Linked DNA regions of Homo sapiens: region 2 is linked to region 1. Evidence: read pairs that join two places in POLR2A ChIA-PET (ENCODE). Cell type or tissue: PC-9. All regions are shown on one strand. Each heading gives the region's core, and the rest is flanking DNA. Links, peaks and the distances in the headings are about the cores only.

Region 1 (9,285 bases), core at 724-8,723:
GAAGACACGTGAATTGGAAAAGGATATCTAAAATGTCCCCTAAGGCTTCATAAAGTTGACATCTTTCGTCATGACTTCTACAGTTCAGGAAACCAGGTAGCAGTAAACAATTATGAACTCTACTCACTCGCCCTATCACTTTCACATCAAACTGGGGGTACTGTCCTTTGAACAGAAGACTCATGAGGAAAGCGCAGATTCCTTCCAGGTGGGAAGAAAGCTTTGTCCCTGCTCCATGTCTGCTGATCTGCAGGAAGCAGAGAGAGCAGGGCTGTTCGACTCCGTTTCCCTAATGATGTCCCAGCCTCTTTCAGTTCTGTGAGCAAAACCAAGGCTGGGTTTGTTAGCACAGCCTGTGACAGAGCCTGGGCAGGTCCTTGTATTCTGGCAAAGGCTGAACCAAAGAGCAGTCTCATTGCACTATTTACTTTCTTTTTGTTATACTCTCTCTGGCTCAGCACAATCAGTGCAGTCCGATGCTGCAGAAGACAGACTGTTCCCTCTCTCTTCCCACAGTGTTTCTCGTCTACCTTTTGCCCTTATTCAATAGTGGGAAGAAATTTCTTCTTGACCTCAGCAATCCTTTCTGACAATTACCATATGCCTCAAGAGACCTGGGAAGCTTCGCCCTGTCTGGCACAGGGAGACAATTCCTATCCAGAATAAAACTGAAAGCTTTCAAAAAAAAAAAAAAAAGAAGAAGAAGAAAAGAAAGAAAGAAAGAAAGAGAAAAAGAAAGAAAGGAAAGAAAGAAAGACTGTAATAAGTTACCTTGTCTCTGGGAGATTCTGTAACAATGAATTGCACAGGCTAATTATCCCCTCTATTAAAAAGTTTTTAAAAGGTTCCTCTTCATCATTTAGAGTATGTTGCCTTGGCACCGGCCTGGAGAGGGTTAGCACAGGAGCCAGGCTGAGTTTAATTAAAGAATTTCCGTGTGTCAGCAGCAGGAGACTTTGATTAAAGTGAGAAGCAGCCAAGATTCCGGGAAGCGCGTCTTTCTCCTGTCTCCTCCCCAAGATGTGCGGGTGTCCTTCCCCCAACACCATGGAAGAAGGGGTCCAGGAAGAAAATGTCACACTTGCCTGTGACCCCCACCTGGTCTGCAGAAAGGCAGAGAAGACCTGCTTATGGAGGAAAAAGACGGCCTCTGTCTGGAGCTTCTATGAATTACATAACGAATAAGTGATTTCACTACAAAGCAGTGAAATTTTTAAAAGTTAACCAGGTAGCCCTTTTTTATTCTAATTCATAGAAAATACTTTTATTTGTTGAGTTAGCTACAAGGTTTTACTTGCTTAATTTTTGTAAAGTTGTTTATTTTGTGAATAAGAAACTTATGGTCCAAGGGTATATAGTGAAAAGTCAGTCTTCCTTCCATCTCATTGCCCTGGCCACCCAGTTACAATTTTCTTGTATACCCTTGCAAATATATTTTACTCCTTTATAGGCTTAAGTGTCTGTGTGTGTGTGTCTCTCTGTGTGGTGTGTGTGTGTGTGTGTGTGTGTGTGTATTTATTATCTGAAATTCAAATTTACTTATGTATCCTATGTTTGATCTGGCAACCCTATACTAGCTGTAACCCTGTACTAAGCCCTCTCAGAGGGCACAGATAGGAGCTACATATATTAACCCATATATATACACATATCTATTATGATTTATATATATGGTTAAATATGAGTTCATACTCATATTTCTGACTCTAATCCAGTATCACAGGGTTCCTTCTAGCCTTCTGCCTTTGCTTATCTATAACTTCTCTCTCCAACAGTGAAAAACCTGACCCCCACTATCCACTTTTATTTCCTTATTTGCCCATTATTACTTAACGGTGCATGTAAAGCTGTTTCAGCATAGGTAATACCGCCCCACCCCAACCCGATGAGAAAGAGACTTGCCAGTTGGAACACAGTGCTTATGTCCAGTTCCTTTGGCCTTTAGCCTTACAATTATAAGTCAAAGCAGCACCTGCAAGATTATTTTGGTTTGCACCTTTTCCCAACCCCTTCAGGGATGTTATGTGTACAGTTACATTCATTCATGAAAGTCTGCAGTCCCCACCATCCTGGTTGATATTTTTTTGATTGTATACATTAGCGTTCCCTCTTTGTGATGTACAGTTCTATGGATTTTGACAAATGCAGAGCCATTTATCCACAACTCAGTATCATACAGAATTGTTCCTACCCCCCACCCCCTCCCCACCTCTGCCTTTTGGAGACAGAATCTTTCTCTGCCACCCAGGTCGGAATGCAGTGGTGCGATCATAGCTCACTGCAGTCTCAAACTCCTGGGCTCAAGCAATACTTTTACCTCAACCTCCTGAGTAACTGGGACTACAGGTATGTGCACACATGCCCAGCTAATTTTTTTACTTTTTGTAAACATGGGATCTTGCTATTTTTCCCAGGCTGGTCTTGAACTCCTGGCTCAAGCGATCCTCCCACCTCGGCCTCCCAAAGTGCTGGGATTATAGGTGTGTGCCACCACACCCAGCCCAGAACAGTTCTGTCACCCTAAAAATTCCCCCCATGAATTATCTCTGCAGTTAATGTACAGTTAATCTACCCTCTTCCTACTGCCACCAACCCCTGGCATCTGTTTTCCATCCCCATAGTGTAGCTGCTTCTAAAATGTCATATGAATGGATTTATACAATGTGTGCACCCTTTGGAGTCTGGCTTCCTTCAATTAGCAAAATTCACGTAAGACTGACCCACATCATTGTGTGAATCAAGAGTTTATTCTTTTTTTCACAGCAGAATAGTACTCCATTATATGAATGTACCATGGCCAGGAATTGTGGCTCATGCCTGTAATTCCAACTGTTTGGGAGGCCAAGGTGGGAGGATCGCTTGAGCCCAGGAGCTTGAGACCAGCCTGGGCAACATAGGAGACCCCGTCTCCATGAAAAAAAAAAAAAAAATTAAAAAAAACATTAGCCAAGCATGGTGGTGCATACCTGTAGTCCCAGCTACTCTGAAGGCTGAGATGGAAGGATCGCTTGAGCCCAGGAGTTTGAAGCTGCAGTGAGCTATGAACATGCCACTACCCTCCAGCCTGGGCAAGAAAGTGAGACCCTATCTCAAAACAAAGCAAAACAAAAATTACCACAATTTTTTTATCCACTCACCTGTGGAAAGACATTTTGGTTGCTTCTAGATTTTGGAGATTATGAATAAAGTTGCTATAAACATTTGCATACAGGTTTTTGTGTGAACGTGAGCTTTCAGTTTACTTAGGTAAAGATCTAGGAATATGATTGTTGGGAAGTTTTGTGTTTTTGTCTTTCCTACAGTGGCAGAAGTGTCAGGACAGTCTGCACGGGCAAGAATGATACCTAAATCACTACTCAGGCACAGGAGAGAGCAGGACTGGCATGGCTGGCAGGTATGGACCTCCATGAACCCCATTAAACAGGAAGGGGCAATAAGCAACCTTCTGGTTTAAGAGTCACAAAGTTAATCTTCCAGGTGAGGGTCACCTTGCTAAAGATAATACATAAACAAAGTCACATGTCTTGAATCACAGTTACCACTCTGGAGGAAACATAGCAATTTAACATAACATTGCCAACATTGCCTATTCTGCTTCCCTTTCTAGGCACCTGATTAGTGGAGGTGGCAGAGCAGGAATCTGATTCAGAGTTTAGTTTGCTCTAATAATTTAAATAATATTTTAGAAATTTCCCAGTCATAATGTAGCCTTGGGCAAAGGGGTGAGAAGCCTCTAGTCTTATGATGGTCCTTGACCTATGCTGGTTGGCATCAGCTTCTCTCTAGAGTGATGAGCCTTGCTCACTTGGTCACCAGTCCTCTGTAAGGATCTGATGCTGAGATCTGTGGCTGGTGAGCTTGTGATCTGTTCTTTTACAGATGAGGAAACTGCAGCCTAGAGAGTTTGAGTGACTTGCTTAACATTTCTCTGAGGAAATTTAACAGTACTCAAGGTCTCTCCTAAGGAAAATAGTAGTTGAGTGTGGGAGAAGGTGGAAATAACGTGTTTCCATGAGATAAGCAAGAAGAGCAAAGACTAGTTGGAGAAGATGGATAATTGATTGAATATCATAGAGAGTCCTGGAAAGAATGGTAAATGTCAACCAATTCAAATAGTTTTAACAGATGAAGAAACAAGACCAGAGAGGTTACATGCCTTATCCAGGGTCACACAGATAGTCAATGTCAGAGAGAGAACTTAGACTCCTGGTTTCTCACTCGTAGCGCTTAACTTTTCTCATTTCTCACTGTAAAAACATCTCAAATAGTCTGCCCTTTATTTAAAAAGAGATGAAGTGAGCATCTGTAGAAGCCCAGAAGGTTTTAGAACATAAAGCAGATAGAAGATCAATTTCCTCTCTGACAATGATTCCTTGCAAAGAGTTGGGATTATTTTGGTTCAATTAAAATTACTATGCTCCTTTTATGAGAAATATATTAAGAAAGGAGATAAATTGGTACCACATGAGTAAAAAAAAAATTGGTGCTTTTCCTCCATCTGTTCATTCTTTTGTGGGAAGACACAAACACCCGGTTCCTACTGACTGATAATCATGAAAAGTGCTAAATAAGAAGTATAAAAGGGATTGAGAATTTAAGGAAAAGAGAATTTAAGAATATTTTGCAGGCATTAGATCCTTGTTAAAAATCTATATTCTTGACTTTAAAAGGACTTTACTAGTTGGAAATGATGAAAATCATTGAAAAGGATTCTAATTAAAGATACGTCTGTCTTACAGAAGATTTTAAAATAGATTAGCTTAATTATGGCCAAATGTATTTATTTCTACCCTTTAATATTGATACTGTGGTTTTTGTTTAATGTCTGTACACAGCTTTTACGTTGTATAGTCTATTTATATCCTATAGATCTACCTCTATGGTTTTCTTTCTTTTTTTGGTGGGGGGAGAGTATCCTCCTTTGTCACCCAAGCTGGAATGCAGTGGCTCAATCATTACCCACTGTAACCTCAAACTCCTGGGCTCAAGTGATCCTCCCACCTCAGCCTCCTGAGTAGCTGTGACTACAGGTGTGCATCACTATACACTCAGCTAGGTTTTTAAATGTTTCGTAGAGACAGAGTCCAGCTATGTTGCCCAGCCTGGTCTCAAACTGCTGGCCTCAAGCAATCCTCTCGCCTTGGCCTCCCAAAGTGCTGGGATTACAGCACTGTGTGAGTCACAGTGCCCAGCCTACCTCTGTGGTTTTCTTGAGGATGATTTTATCTTCCCATTGAAATCTTTCTCATGTCTTGCTTCACCTAATTTAGTGACTTTATGTAATCATTAGGTTAATCATCATCTCATCTAAGGTGACCAGCAAGCCCTGAAGAAGTGGAAAATGAAAGAACATGGTCTCAACATTTAAAAACCTAACACATTTAATGTATTCATTAAAATATGTGTTGGTGCATTCCCTCAGCCAGACATATTTATTGAGAAAATATTAGGGACTAACTGTTATGCTAGAAATTGAAAATATCCTAATAATAGACCTTAAAAGTCTACTAAGAAAGGCTTACCAAGAAAACAAAATAAGAGACTGATGTCTAATATAAGAAATATGGTCAAGGAATGTAAAACATGGTTGGGAGTCAAGGAATGCTTCTTAAAATAAAGGGAAAAAGCCTTCAATTTTGAGTTATATTCTTCATCTTCAATGTGACTTCCAAGATTCATTGGTTTGTTTTCACTAAGAAAATAGTTACTTAGTAACTATAGACACTATTTGGGCCATTAAAAAAAGTAAACACTAGATTGCATGTTTTGGTTTTGGATGGTGAAGCATGTCTCAGAATGTAAACCTATTTTCTTCACTTTTCATTGCTCTGTGGGATGACAAACTTTAATGAACAGATGAGACTCATTGGAAACTAGTTATTGTCTATGGCCATACCACTCTGAATGTGCTGGATCTTGTCTGAAAACTAATAATTAATGAGTAGAGAAACAGGGGTGCTGTTAAGGTGTTTAAAAATCCTTAAAAGCCCTCACATAAGTCAAACATGCCCCTAGTCATTTTGTTTATGCTATGAATTCACCTGGCAAATTGTTTCATACGTAATTCAGAGGTAAGTTTCAGATCAGCTTATGTAGAAACAATTGCAAATGAATGGAACTGAATTTCTGAGGTTTTATTTTGTTTTACTTTTTGAGACAGACTCTCGCTCTGTTGCCCAGGCTCGGCTTACTGCAAGCTCTGCCTCCTGGGTTCAAGCGATTCTCCTGCCTCAACCTCCCGAGTAGCTGGGATTACAGGTGCGTGCCACCACACCCGGCTAATTTTTGTGCTTTTAGTAGAGACGGAGTTTCACCACGTTGGCCAGGCTGGTCTCAAACTCCTGACCTCAAGTGATCCGCCTGCCTCGGCCTCTCAAAGTTATGGGATTACATAGTTACAGGCATGACCCACTGCACCTGGCCTGAAATTTTATTTTAAATAGAAAGATATTAATAGCATTTGGTATCCCATCTTTGTTCATATTCGGTCTCGCATGCTGTACATCAACCAAAATGTGTTGTGTAATTTGTTCATTTTTATTTCTGGTCATATATACTCACTCTAACTTTTGATGATACAAATAACAAAGCTTTTTCTTCTTCAAATTAGAGAGAAAAAGGAAAAAATTATCAAAGATAAAAGGGCCCCAGGAAAAACACCAAAATATTAATAATGGTTACCTCGAACTGTGAGACTATGGGCGATTTTACTGTTTTGTATAATTTTTGTATTTCCCAAGTGCTCTATAGTTAGCACACCTTGCTTCTTTAAGAAAACTTGAAATAAAATTATAAAATACTTGAATGCATCATTCTAGTAGATTTAGCCTAAAATGTTAATTTTAAGAGCATAGTACTTAAGGAGTAGCGAGGGCATGGTGGCTCATGCCTGTAATCCCAGCCAGCACTTTGGGAGGATGAGGTGGGAGGATTGCTTGAGGCCAGGAGCTTGAGACCAGCCTGGGCAACATAGCAAAACCCCATCTCTACAAAATTGTACAAAATTAGCCAGGCATAGTGTTGTACACTTGTACTCCCAACTACTTGGGAGACTGAGGTGAGAGTATCCTCCAGTGCAGTTGGAGCCCAGGAGTTTGAGGCTGCAGTGAGCTATGATCATGCCACTGAACTCTTGCCTGGGTGACAAAATGAGACCCTGTCAAAAAGAAAAAAAAAAAAAGAGAGAAGCTGAGTCATAATGGCAGAGCACTGTGTCGAGAGCCACAAATGTCCACTCTTAAAGAGCAAGATAATGGACTGATAGAGCTGCTTCTTATCAGAATAGCTGGGCTCAGGGAGACCTGTGTGTCCCGTTCCTCAGCTTGTGGCTGATGACATTATTTTATTCTGTTCCTGCTTTCATATGTTCTTACAACATTAACCATAAACTGAGGCAACTTCAAGATGTATCTGTTCCTTGCAACCTAAAAGAAGCTGCCTGGCATAAACAAATGTATAGGTTATATAATAAAATCAAAACTAACAACAACAAAACACTGATAAATAGTCTAGAAGGTACATTTTGTCTGTGTTTTAAATTATTTTCTAAGGATTGGGTACTGGACTTAAAATGGACAGACCAAAGAGATAAGAACTTTTCTAATCCTGCCAAAGAGTTTTTCATAAATTGCTTTGATTACTATTTAGTGGATTGTTATTTTGGTATGATTTTTTATTTTTTAATTTCTTATTTTGTGAATTTTCTATTTCAGTTCTCTATGTAGCAGGCGCTGTACTTTGGCCAAGCCAATCTCCATTTGCAACATGTTTCTCCCTTACTTGACTCCACTATAGAGAGAGTAAAAGCTAAATTTTGATGTTCCACCCCCACCCCCTTATTGATATGAGAAATAAGTCTTCTGGTGCATTCCTCTCCAATTTCTGTCTTCTTTCCACTTGAGCTGCCAGGAGATGCAACAGTCGTTTTGAAACCAAAAAGATAAAAACTGCATACTAAGAATGCATGAACCTAAAGATTTACAGAGCCTGGGACACTGGGGATACTTGGAGTCAATGTATCAGCCTTGGACTGATTCCCATGGGACTTCTTATTACCCAAGTGAAACAGTCCTTCCTTTCATCTGTTAAGCCACTATGGTATGTTTTGCTGGTTCTCGTAGCCAAATACAGTTTTGACTGCTATACCCATTTTTTTCTTATGGATGTTCATGACTTCTTTTATATTGTGGATTGTATTGTGAATATGTATCTTATTTGTTGCAAATATTTTCTCAGTCTTTTTGTCCTTTAATTTAAGATATTATTCAATGCTTGTAAGGTTTTTATGTTTATGCTGTTATATATATCCATTTTTTCTGATTTATTCAATTGAAAAATTGAGAAACGTAATTGATAATTTTGAACATTATCGAAGAAGACATCAATAAAACAAAACATAGTCTAGCAATTACAAAACAGAAAAACAGCAATGAAGTTTTGTTTGGTTTGGTTTGGTTTTTTGAGACAGGGTCTTGCTCTGTTGCCCAGGCTGGAGATCAGTGGCGTGAACACAGCTCACTGCAACCTTGACCTCCTGGGATCAAGCTATCCTCCCGCTTCGGCCTCCCGTGTAGCCAGGCCTACAGGCGTGAGCCATGACACCTGGCTAATTTTTAAACTTTTTGTAGAAATGGAGATCTCATGTTGCCAAAGCTGATCTTAAATTCCTGGGCTCAAGTAGTCCTCCCGCCTCAGCCTCCCAAACTGCTAGGGCTTCAGGTATGAGCCACCATACCCAGACACAGTGAAATATAAAAATATATATTACATATAATGTATTATAGTAAAATATGTAACAATAATAATAATGAAAATGGGTTGAACTTCTTAAACTTCGCTATTAAAAGACAGTGGTTCTCAAGCTGGTTAAATACACACCCTTGCACTTACAAGCATATACACACACAGTCTATGTAGGTTATAAAACATACTCAAACCAAAATAAGCATAAACATTGAAAGCAAAATGATAAGCAAAGATATACCAAGAAATTAAAATAAAAAGAAAGCAGGAATTAACATCTGACAAAGTATAACTTAAGGTAGAAAATGAAAAGTAGGGTAAAAATCTCCACTTTATTGATAAAGCTGTGCTGTAGTATGAGTTGTGTAATTTTATTCATAAACACTAGATAAATATATAGAGAACAAAACACAACAGAAAGACAAGAAGAAAATTACAGAAACTAATTGTATTGGGAAGTTTTAACACATTTTACTCTTTGGCAGGCAAAATAAGTAATACCTAAATGTAGAGACAGCTGAGTAATATAATTCCGGGGTCCCC
Region 2 (9,285 bases), core at 921-8,920, 410 kb after region 1:
TACAGGAGTCGAGTAGCTCACATTCAAAGAACTGGGCTTTCTTATGAAGTTTGATTGGAGACCCTGGCCTGGACCAAAATGGGGCACTCCACTCCTTCTCAGAGTTGCAGGCAGACAGATCTGCCGTGCAGCACTGGCCACCCAGGCTGAAAAGCAGGAAGACCCGAGGAGGGGCTTGGCGAGGGCAGCCCAAGTCTGCTCACTGGGTGGCCAGAAGCACAGCATCATCCTGTGGCCTCCACAGAGAGGGCCAGGAAGCAGGAGGTGGGGCACCAGGAGACCCTGTCTTTACATCATGCTCCAACCCCTAAAAATATGGCCCAATGCATGTATCAAGCTCTCATCCATCCAATTAATTCCTCCTTCTCTTATAGAGAAGAGCAACCAAGGCCCGGCATGATGGCTCATGCCTGTAATCCCAGCATTTTGGGAGGCTAAGGCAGGAAGATCACTTGAGCCCAGGAGTTTGAGATCAGCCTGACCTACATAGCGAAACCCTGTCTCTACTAAAAATACAAAAATTAGCCAGGCGTGGTGACACATATCTGTAACCCCAGGTACTTGGGAGGCTGAGGCAGGAGAATCACTTGAACCCAGGAGGCGGAGGTTGCAGTGAGCCAAGATCATGCCACTGCACTCCAGCCTGGGCGACAGAGGGAGACCTTGTCTCAAAAAAAAAAAAAAAAAAAAAAAGCAGCAACCAAGTGTTAGGAACTGAACTGTGTCCCTCAGAAGTTCATATGTTGGGCCAGGCACTGTGGCTCATGCCTGTAATCCCAGCACTTTGGGAGGCCAAGGTGGGTGGATCACCTGAGGTCGGGAGTTCGAGACCATCCTGACCAACATGGAGAAACCCCATCTCTACCAAAAATACAAAATTAGCTGGTCGTGGTGGCGCATGTCTGTAATCCCAGCTACTCGGGAGGCTGAGGTAGGAGAATCGCTTGAACCCAGGACGCAGAGGTTGCAGTGAGCCGAGATCACGCCATTGACTCCAGCCTGGGCAACAGGAGCCAAACTCCATCTCAAAAAAAAAAAGTTAGTATGTTGAAGTCCTAAATTCCAGTGTGACTGTGTTCGAAGATAGGGACTTTATGGAGGGACTTAAGGTTAAATGAAGCCATGATGATGGGACCCTAATGTGATAGAACCAGGGCAGATCACTTGAGCCCTTGTAAGAAGAGGAAAAGACACCAGAGCTCGCTTCCCACCTGCCGCAGAAGAAAGGACCAAGCGAGGAAACCGTCAGAAGGTGATCATCTGCAAGCCACAGGAGAAACCAGCCCTGCCCACACCGTGACCCTGGACTTCCAGCCTCCAGAACTGTGAGAAAATGCATTTCTGTTGTTTAAGCCACCCAGTGTGCTATTTTGTTACAACAGCCCAAACCAACTCAAACACATAGCATAGCAGTTCCTCAAAAAAGTGGCAATGTTAGTGGAAGTTTCTTCCTTTATGGGTTGAAGCAGAACATGGGGAGAGAAGAGTTCCCCATTGTAGGTAGATTCTTAAAATAATTCAATGCTGTAATTATAACAGATAAGAATGTAGGCTAAAACTAAATTTAAACAGGAAGTTACTTATTTACCTCTAGCTATGAGTTCAATATATTATCTTATTCTTGGAAAAGAAAGAAATGAAATAAAGCCTTGAACAGAGGAAACAGTAAAGAAATAAATCTGCATGGAAGAAAATGGAAAAAGTAAATGAAGTTGGAAGTTGTTAAGTACCAGTATTCTTTAAATTATTTACATGAATTCAGATGTGTAAATCCTCATTGAAGGCAGGAACATTTGTAAAGTATTTACTGGACGCCATTTGTAAAGTCCTTTACTGGACGTATTCAGGGGGCTGAACTAAGTGTGGAAGCTATTAATAAAATAAAAGGTAATATTGATCGTGCCTTTAGAAACTTCTATTTTAGAATGCAAATACTAATAATACCCGCTGAGAATTTAGAGACTATCCCTTATCTCCAGAGGCACTAGCCGCCCTGCAAAGGTTAGGGAGCTCAACAGAAGACCAAAGGGGCTAACAGCAAGATGGAGCAGGAGAGAACCCATTTACCTGGCAGGTGTGAGAAGAGTCAAGGTGTTTCTAAGCACACAGCTGAAAATGGAAAACAGGTGGGTGCTCCTGAGCAGGGGTTGGGGGCCAGAAACAAAGAGGGGCACCCATCAGCACTGTGTTGACAGGGGGGATGAAATTTCAGAGAGATCATCTGGGCCCAAACCCACAGAGCCGAAGGGCCCGGAACACGGGTAACGGGTGAATGTATTCAGTCGGGCCTCCTGCCGCTTGTGGACCTGCTGAGGCCTTTGACGCCACATAAACCAAAATGAGCTGAGGCTTGGAGACTGGGTGGAAGCACTTGGGAATCTCATTTGACCTGTGGATTTTACTGATGGGAAAAAGGAGAAGATGCTCAGAGTGGTGGTCAGCTGCTCTGCCCACATGGGCCACCCAAGAGCACCCACAACCCGCCCTTACACCATGTCCATAGAAAGGGAGTGGTTTTTGGGTTCAGAGGAGAAAGATATCACTTCCTTCTGGGAGCAGGCGTCGGGTAGAGAAAGGGATCAGGCAGGTCTCAGGTTACGCAACAAGAAAGCTCAAACCACCTCTGTCAAACTCCCTCTGATTCTCCTTCATCCTCCTGTTCCAGAGCTTGGTGACTAGGATGCTCCTCTGTGTCCTGTGCAATCTCACAGGCCTTGAGCTTGTTCCCCGGGAGTAACCTCTGCAGAAGCAGGAAATGCCCTCTAGTCAGCTCTTCCGAATGTGAGAAATGAAAGCCTTACCAAAGGAAAGCTGAGGAAACGTGTTCTTCCTTCCTTCCTCCCATCCTTCCTCCCTCTCTTCCTTCCCTCCATCTTTTTTTTTTTTTTTTTTTTTTTTTTTTTTGAGACAGGGTCTTGCTCTGTCACCAGGGCTGGAAAACAGTGGCACCATCATGGCTAACTGCAGCCTTGACCTCCCAGGCTCAAAGAATCCTCCAACCTCAGCCTCGCAAGTAGCTAGGACTATAGGCATGTGCCACCACACCTAGCTAATTTTAAAATAAAATATTGTACAGACACAAGGTCTCACTTTGTTACCCAGGCTGGTCTTGAACTTCTGAGCGCAAGGGATCCTCCCACCTTAGCCTCCCAAGTAGCTGGGATTACAAGTGTGCGCCACCATGCCTGACTAATCTTTGTATTTTTAGTAGAGATGGGGTTTTGCCATGTTGCCCAGGCTGGTCTTGCATTCCTGGCCCCAAGTGATCCTCCTGCCTCGGCCTCCCAAAGTGCTGGGATTACAGGCATGAGCCACCACACCCAGCCTCCGTCCCTTCTTTCTTTATCTTTTCTTCCTTCCATTCTTCTTCTATCTTTCCTTCTCTCCCACCCTTCCTCCTTTCCTCCCTTTCTTTTTTCCTTTCTTCCATCTTTTATTCCTTCCTTCCTCACTTTCTCCCTCTATTGTTTACCATTTATTGAGCCGGTCAGCCCTTTGCCAAAGATCACAGAATGCATATAAAGATATGTTCTAGATCATGATTTTGCAGTGCTTACAACCTTAGGGGGAAAAAAAAAACGGATGATGAGTTAAAAATTAAACCAGCCGGTGAGGGGCCACTAGCTTCACTGAGGCAAAGAACCTCGAAGCATGATTCCATTTCCACAGATGGGGCCGCAGGAGAATATTCTGAGCCCAGCACAGAGGCCCAGATACACTGTGTTCTTCTGGGAGTCCAAATCCAGCCCTGAGAGCCCTGTGTAGGAGGGGGCTACGGCTCAGTGGAGGTTTCCTCTGCCTTTAAAATAGTTCTGGGATGTGATTTTTTGCCTTGAGTTACTAAGCTGAAAAAACAAGCCAGAAATACCTATTTTGCTCAAAATAGCCCAGTCCTCCCTTATGCCAGGTTCTCGGAAGCTGCCTTGGGTGCCTCTGCCCCACACAAACTCCCAGCACCGCCCACCTTGGTGACTGATGATGTGGGCAGAGGGGAGCAGAATGGGAAGCAGCAGCTTGGCTTCTCTGCCTGGCCTCTCTGTGCTCTTTTGTTTTGTGTTTTTGAGACAGAGCCTCACTCCGTCACCCAGGCTGGAGTACAGTGGTGTGATCTCAACTCACTGCAACTTCTACCTCCCGGGTTCAAGTGATTCTCATGCCTGAGCCTCCCAAGTAGCTGGGATTACAGGCACGCACCACCACGCCTGGCTAATTTTTGTATTTTTAGGAGAGACGGGGTTTCACCATGTTGGCCAGGCTGGTCTTGAACTCCTCACCTCAAGTGATCCGCCCGCCTCGGCCTCTCAAAGTGCTGGGATTACAGGCGTGAGCCACCACTCCAGGCCAGTGACTTTTTGAATTACAGTTTTTTCCAGATCCTGAAGTCTCCCATTCCTGCTCAGTCTCTACCCTCTACTCATCATAGTTCCTGTTTTTTGAGTACTAGATACTTTGTATATATTTTTTAACTTGTCTTTAATTATTGTCCTATTTACAGATGAAAAAACTGAAGATCAGAGAGGTTGTATAACTTGCCTAAGGTCATAAAACTACTTAATGATGAAAATTTAAAACCAAGTCTGTCTGACTCTGTAGCCATGGTTCTCACTGTCTGGTCCCTGGACCAGCTGTATCAGCACCTCCTGGGAACTCATCAGAGACCTAATGAGTCAGAAATTTGGGGGGTCAGGTGGAGCCATCTGTGTCCTGGCAAGCCTCAAGGTGATTCTACTGGACACTCCCAACCAAGAACCACTGTTCCAGCACGTTCCCTTCATCTCCACGCCATGCTGCGTCTCCAACTTCCTGCTCTCCAAAGGCAAAACTCACCATGAGGGAATCATCCAGAAATAAAGTTGATTTTCACTTCTCCCTGCAGATGCTCCCAGGGAGTTAAAGGTGACTCTTCACTCCAGACTCTAAATTTGACCCCCTTTCAGGCGGCCACCCCAGGTTCATTATCACACCAATCAGCCAACTGTTTTGAGTAGAAATCTCCTTTCCCACCCTGTAAGGAATTCCAGGACACCGTCTATGAAGAGGGAAATCATAACTTGGCTATTTGTTCAGGACACCCCTACCCTCTTCCAGACCAGCAGCTCATTGAGACACCTGCCCTCGAGATACCACTTGACTACTGCCGCCAGTCGACAATTATTGATCAAGTACTGTGTCAGGTCCTCTGCTAGGCCGTTTGAGACATGTTATCTCAATTAATCCTTACAACAACCCAAGAGGTAGACATGATTATTAGCCCATTTCAAAAACAAGAAAACTGAGGCACAGATTATTTGCCTAACTTCACTAGCTAATAAATTACTGAGATGAGACTTAAACTCAGTTTGTCTCAAGAACCCCATGGTCTTATCCAGTATGCCCTATTGCCTGTTACGGGCCTTTGTCAAACAAGTCTTCTCTCTTGGTGCACTCCAGGCCAACTTTCTGTGTTCCAGCTTGAGAGTCCTCTTTGCAGCCATGTGAATCCAGTGTCTTCCTCTCGTTAATCCTCTAGGACACCTCTGCCCAGCTTTCTTCCATCCCCCCGCACCTGGCCATTTCCCTCTGGAGCTGTTTCCTACTAGCTGGGCTCTCACCTCCCAGACACTTTTCCTTCCTTTAGACCAGCTTCATCTCCTCTATGTGCTGCTCAGCATGGAATAAATTCTATCTTTTTCCAATTCCCAATTTCTAAGGCAGGTTTTTTTTTTTTTTTAATCTTACCATCTCTGCTTTGACCAGACACTTGGTACAACTTCAAACATTGTCGCCTGTGGTTTGGCTGCCTAACAAGGAGCTCTTGGCCCGCTTCGAAGCCAGCCTTCTTGAAGCCTGCCCTCACATTTAGCGCCCTTAATATAGACTCTGTCTACCACAGATCAGCGTGTACTGAGAAGATAGATCGGAATCAGGGAGGAGGCTATTTCATTGCCTGGTGGTGGAACCAATACTCAGTCTGGTGATATAAACTGAAAAATGCAAAAGTGGGGAAGGCAAGGTGAAGAGCGAAGGCAGCTTCTCAGACTTGGCTCGTGAGTTCATAGTAAGGCATCTCCAACAAGAGTCTTGCAGCGGCCTCCTGGAGGGTCCCTTCCATCCACAGTGATTGGGGCACAGGCTGGCTCAACCATAAAGGCAAACAGGAAACTCTGCCAGCAAAGGAAAAAGGAAGCTCTCAGATTCCTGTTCCAAGCAGCCTTCTGGGAAGGACTTTATCTTGGGGGAAAGTTTTACTAAAGGAAATTTGACCTGAAGTTGCAAGTTTCCTTTGTTGAGAAAAGCAAATAACATGAAAGGGGAGAAAAGCAACAAGATGAAAGATTGGTCATCACAGATGCAGATCTAATCTCTGCCATAATATAAACTGGAAGAACCTAGAACCCTGGGAGGTGAGAGTGGCAGGCGGTGGGGGGGTGACATGAGCAGAAACAACAGACAAGACGAGGCTGACCTCCCACAGGGGCAGCGAGGGCCCTGGCTGACCAGAGAACAGGACGAAATAAGGCTTTCCAGGGCAGGTTAGAGTCCTTTAGTATCAGGATGCAGTGTTTATAATCTCATGGGCCATGGAGAATTCTGTGCTCTAAGCATCTGGGAAATGAGATAATCAAAGCATATAAATAATACCAGTCAACTTTTTTAAAAAACGGTCAGTATTTTTAAACACATATTAAAATCTTCTTGAGCCCTTTGCACATATTAACTAATTTAAACCTCACAACAACCCTATGAAATACATAACCAATATTATCACTTCCCTTTATAGGAGCACAGAAAGGTTAAGCACCTTGTTCAAGGTCACACAGTTTGTAAGGCTCAAAAGCAGGATTTGAACGCAGGCCATCTGGTACTAACGTCACTCCTCTTAACCACCATACCTGACTGCAAAGCAGTCTCTAAAATTAACGAAGTGTGATATGGTTTGGATGCTTTGTTTCCTCCAAATCTCATGCTGAAATGTGACCTCCCATGGTGGTGGAGGTGGGGCCCGGTGGTAAGGACAGACCTCCCATGAATGGCCTGGTGCCCTCCTCGTGGTAATGAGTTCTTGCTCTGCGGTCACAGGCAATCTGGTTGTTTCAAAGAGTGTGGCACCTTCCTAGCCCTCTCTCATCATAGGAGGTACTGGCTCCCTCTTCACCTTCCTCCATAATCGAAAGCTTCCTGAGGCCTCACCAGCAGCAGATCCCAGCACTATGCTTCGCGTACGAACTGCAGAACTGTGAGCCAAAATAAAACCTCTTTTCTTTATAAATCCCCCAATCTCAGATATTCCTTTATAGCAATGCAAAAACAGACTAACTCAAGTGTATCTTCTTCGCTCTGTTCTTTAAGAAGTTTGGCAACTCTTGGGATGGTAAAAGAGGATAGCAGAAAGAAAACTGGGTTGGAATCCTAACTCTATGATTGAAGAAGGGGAGCTGGGACCTTGAACCTCATAAGGTGATTATAAGTAATGAGATAATATGCGTCTCTGGCACATAGTAGATGCTCAGTAAATCATTACACTAGCTCATATTCATTGATGTTTATCAAGGGCTAAGTATGTGCTAGGCCCTAGACATAAATCTCCTGAATTGAATTCAACCAGATTAGATCGATTTTACACTCCTGCTTCGTTTCAGGGCATGAGGAATGCTGAGAGTCAGCCTCTTGGGGAAGTTCTCAAAACTTCAACTCAATTTGTGTAGTAGTTGTGCACAATTCAGGTGAGGTGCTCATATTTCCTCTTAGTCATATTTTAATAAATGAAATATATTCTATAGTTTACAATCATAAAACAACTTTCTTTCTTCTGTTGTCCCTTCAAACCTTCTCTTTAAGAGGTTCTTTCTCTGCCCCTAGTTGAGATTTCAGACAAGGCAGGTGGCTTTCTGAGTCATTCCCGGACACAAGGGTCATTTTCAGTCGCAGGCACCACCTCATTTGAGTATTTTAAGTAGCCAGGCTATGGTAATAATACAAACCCTGAGCTTTTATTTATATTGGAGAGTCTCCCCTCTTACAGTAGGGCAAGACTGCAGATGGTGATTGTTTGCCAGTAGCCAGGCAGGGCTGTGTGGCCAATGTCCTCCCCATCTCCCCCACTGACCCTCCTCGCACACTCCCCAGCTGCCGCTTCTGAGCCATTCAGGATCAGACTCAGGGCAGTGGGTATTAGAGGAAAAGAGCAGCAGTCTTACATGATGGGGACGCTCAGAACCTGGTGCTGGTGCCCGCTGAGCCTGGCAGATATGCAAAGCTGACCCTTTTGTGAAAGACACTGCAGGTTGTCCTGGGAACCTCCAACTCAGTTAACATAACACAAACGTGACCGTATGTCCACTTTGCAGGGACAGTTCCAGTGGAATTCTGTTGCCTCAGCTATCTGTTAGTAGGCAGCTATTTGAGAAAGGATTCTTTCTCAAAAGTATCTCCAGTTAGGTGATAAGTTATAGAGCATCCTACTTAAAACAGATGAGGCTTCTCTGGAGGCACAAAGTTCAGCTTCCCCCCAGAGATCTCCTCACACTGGTCACCGCATCTGTCCAGGGGGGTCTATGGACAGAGTCCCTTCAGGAAGGCTCCGGGCTGTCTGCCTCCCGCATGGCTCAATCTATATCCATGGATAATGGATGCCTTTCCTCACCATTGTCTAGGAAACTGCAGCTCACACCTACTGCAACTCACTCTCCCTCCCTCTCTTTTTGCAGTTCTTCCTTCTCAGGCCTATCTTACTGTCACTTCTCAGTCTTCATATTCCTCCCACTCCCAGTAGTATACGGAAGCCCCCTAAAGCCCCTCTCACTTGGCTTACAGTGAGGGGAAGTGTCCCTCACTCCTCTGCTCTACGAGCCTTCTAACACGTGCCTCCAAAGGAATCTGCACTCTTGGCTGTTTTTTGTTTTTGTTTTTGTTTTTTTTGAGACAGTGTCTCTTGTTCTGTTTCCCAGGCTAGAGTGCAGTGGCACAATCATAGCTCACTGCAGCCTCAACCTCCTGGGCTCAAGCAATCCTCCCACCAAAGCCTCCCAAATAGCTGGGACTAATTTTTTATTTATGCAGACAAGTGTCCCACTGTGTTACCCTGGCTAGTCTTGAACTCCTAGGTGCAGGTGATCCTCCCACCTTAGCCTCCCAAACTGCTGGGATTACAGGCATGAGTGGCCACGCCCAGTCTCAACTCTCTTTAAAGGTTGGAGGTGGGTGACTATTAGTCTTAGCAGGCCTGGTTTTATCATTTCTTAGCATGTCATGAATAACAGTTCCTCTTCATATTCTTTATAATGTGGTGTCAGTTAATACCTATTG

The links. Peaks named below come from ENCODE experiments on the same cell type or tissue, not always from the same donor. Only the 100,000 strongest peaks of a DNase experiment are listed, where the experiment ranks them.
Region 2: POLR2A ChIA-PET joins it to region 1 with 5 read pairs; 3 of 35 experiments call an interaction of 5 or more read pairs at or near these places.

The regions. Positions count from the first base shown.
Region 1 is chr12:11,555,989-11,565,273 of GRCh38, forward strand. LINC01252 (long intergenic non-protein coding RNA 1252) reads left to right here. Exons shown (of 8, transcript NR_033890.1): 6 at 1-1,228; 7 at 3,303-3,394; 8 at 7,713-8,415. It overlaps LOC124902877 (a long non-coding RNA gene), which reads right to left and starts at 215. Exons shown (of 3, transcript XR_007063210.1): 1 at 128-215. In PC-9, for the core only: no CTCF peak of the experiment used is centred there; a DNase peak (open chromatin) is centred at 5,203; H3K27ac peaks cover 566 bases.
Region 2 is chr12:11,961,740-11,971,024 of GRCh38, forward strand. No RefSeq gene overlaps it. Among named protein-coding and RNA genes, the nearest start is that of BCL2L14, 100 kb to the right of the region's middle. In PC-9, for the core only: no CTCF peak of the experiment used is centred there; no DNase peak of the experiment used is centred there.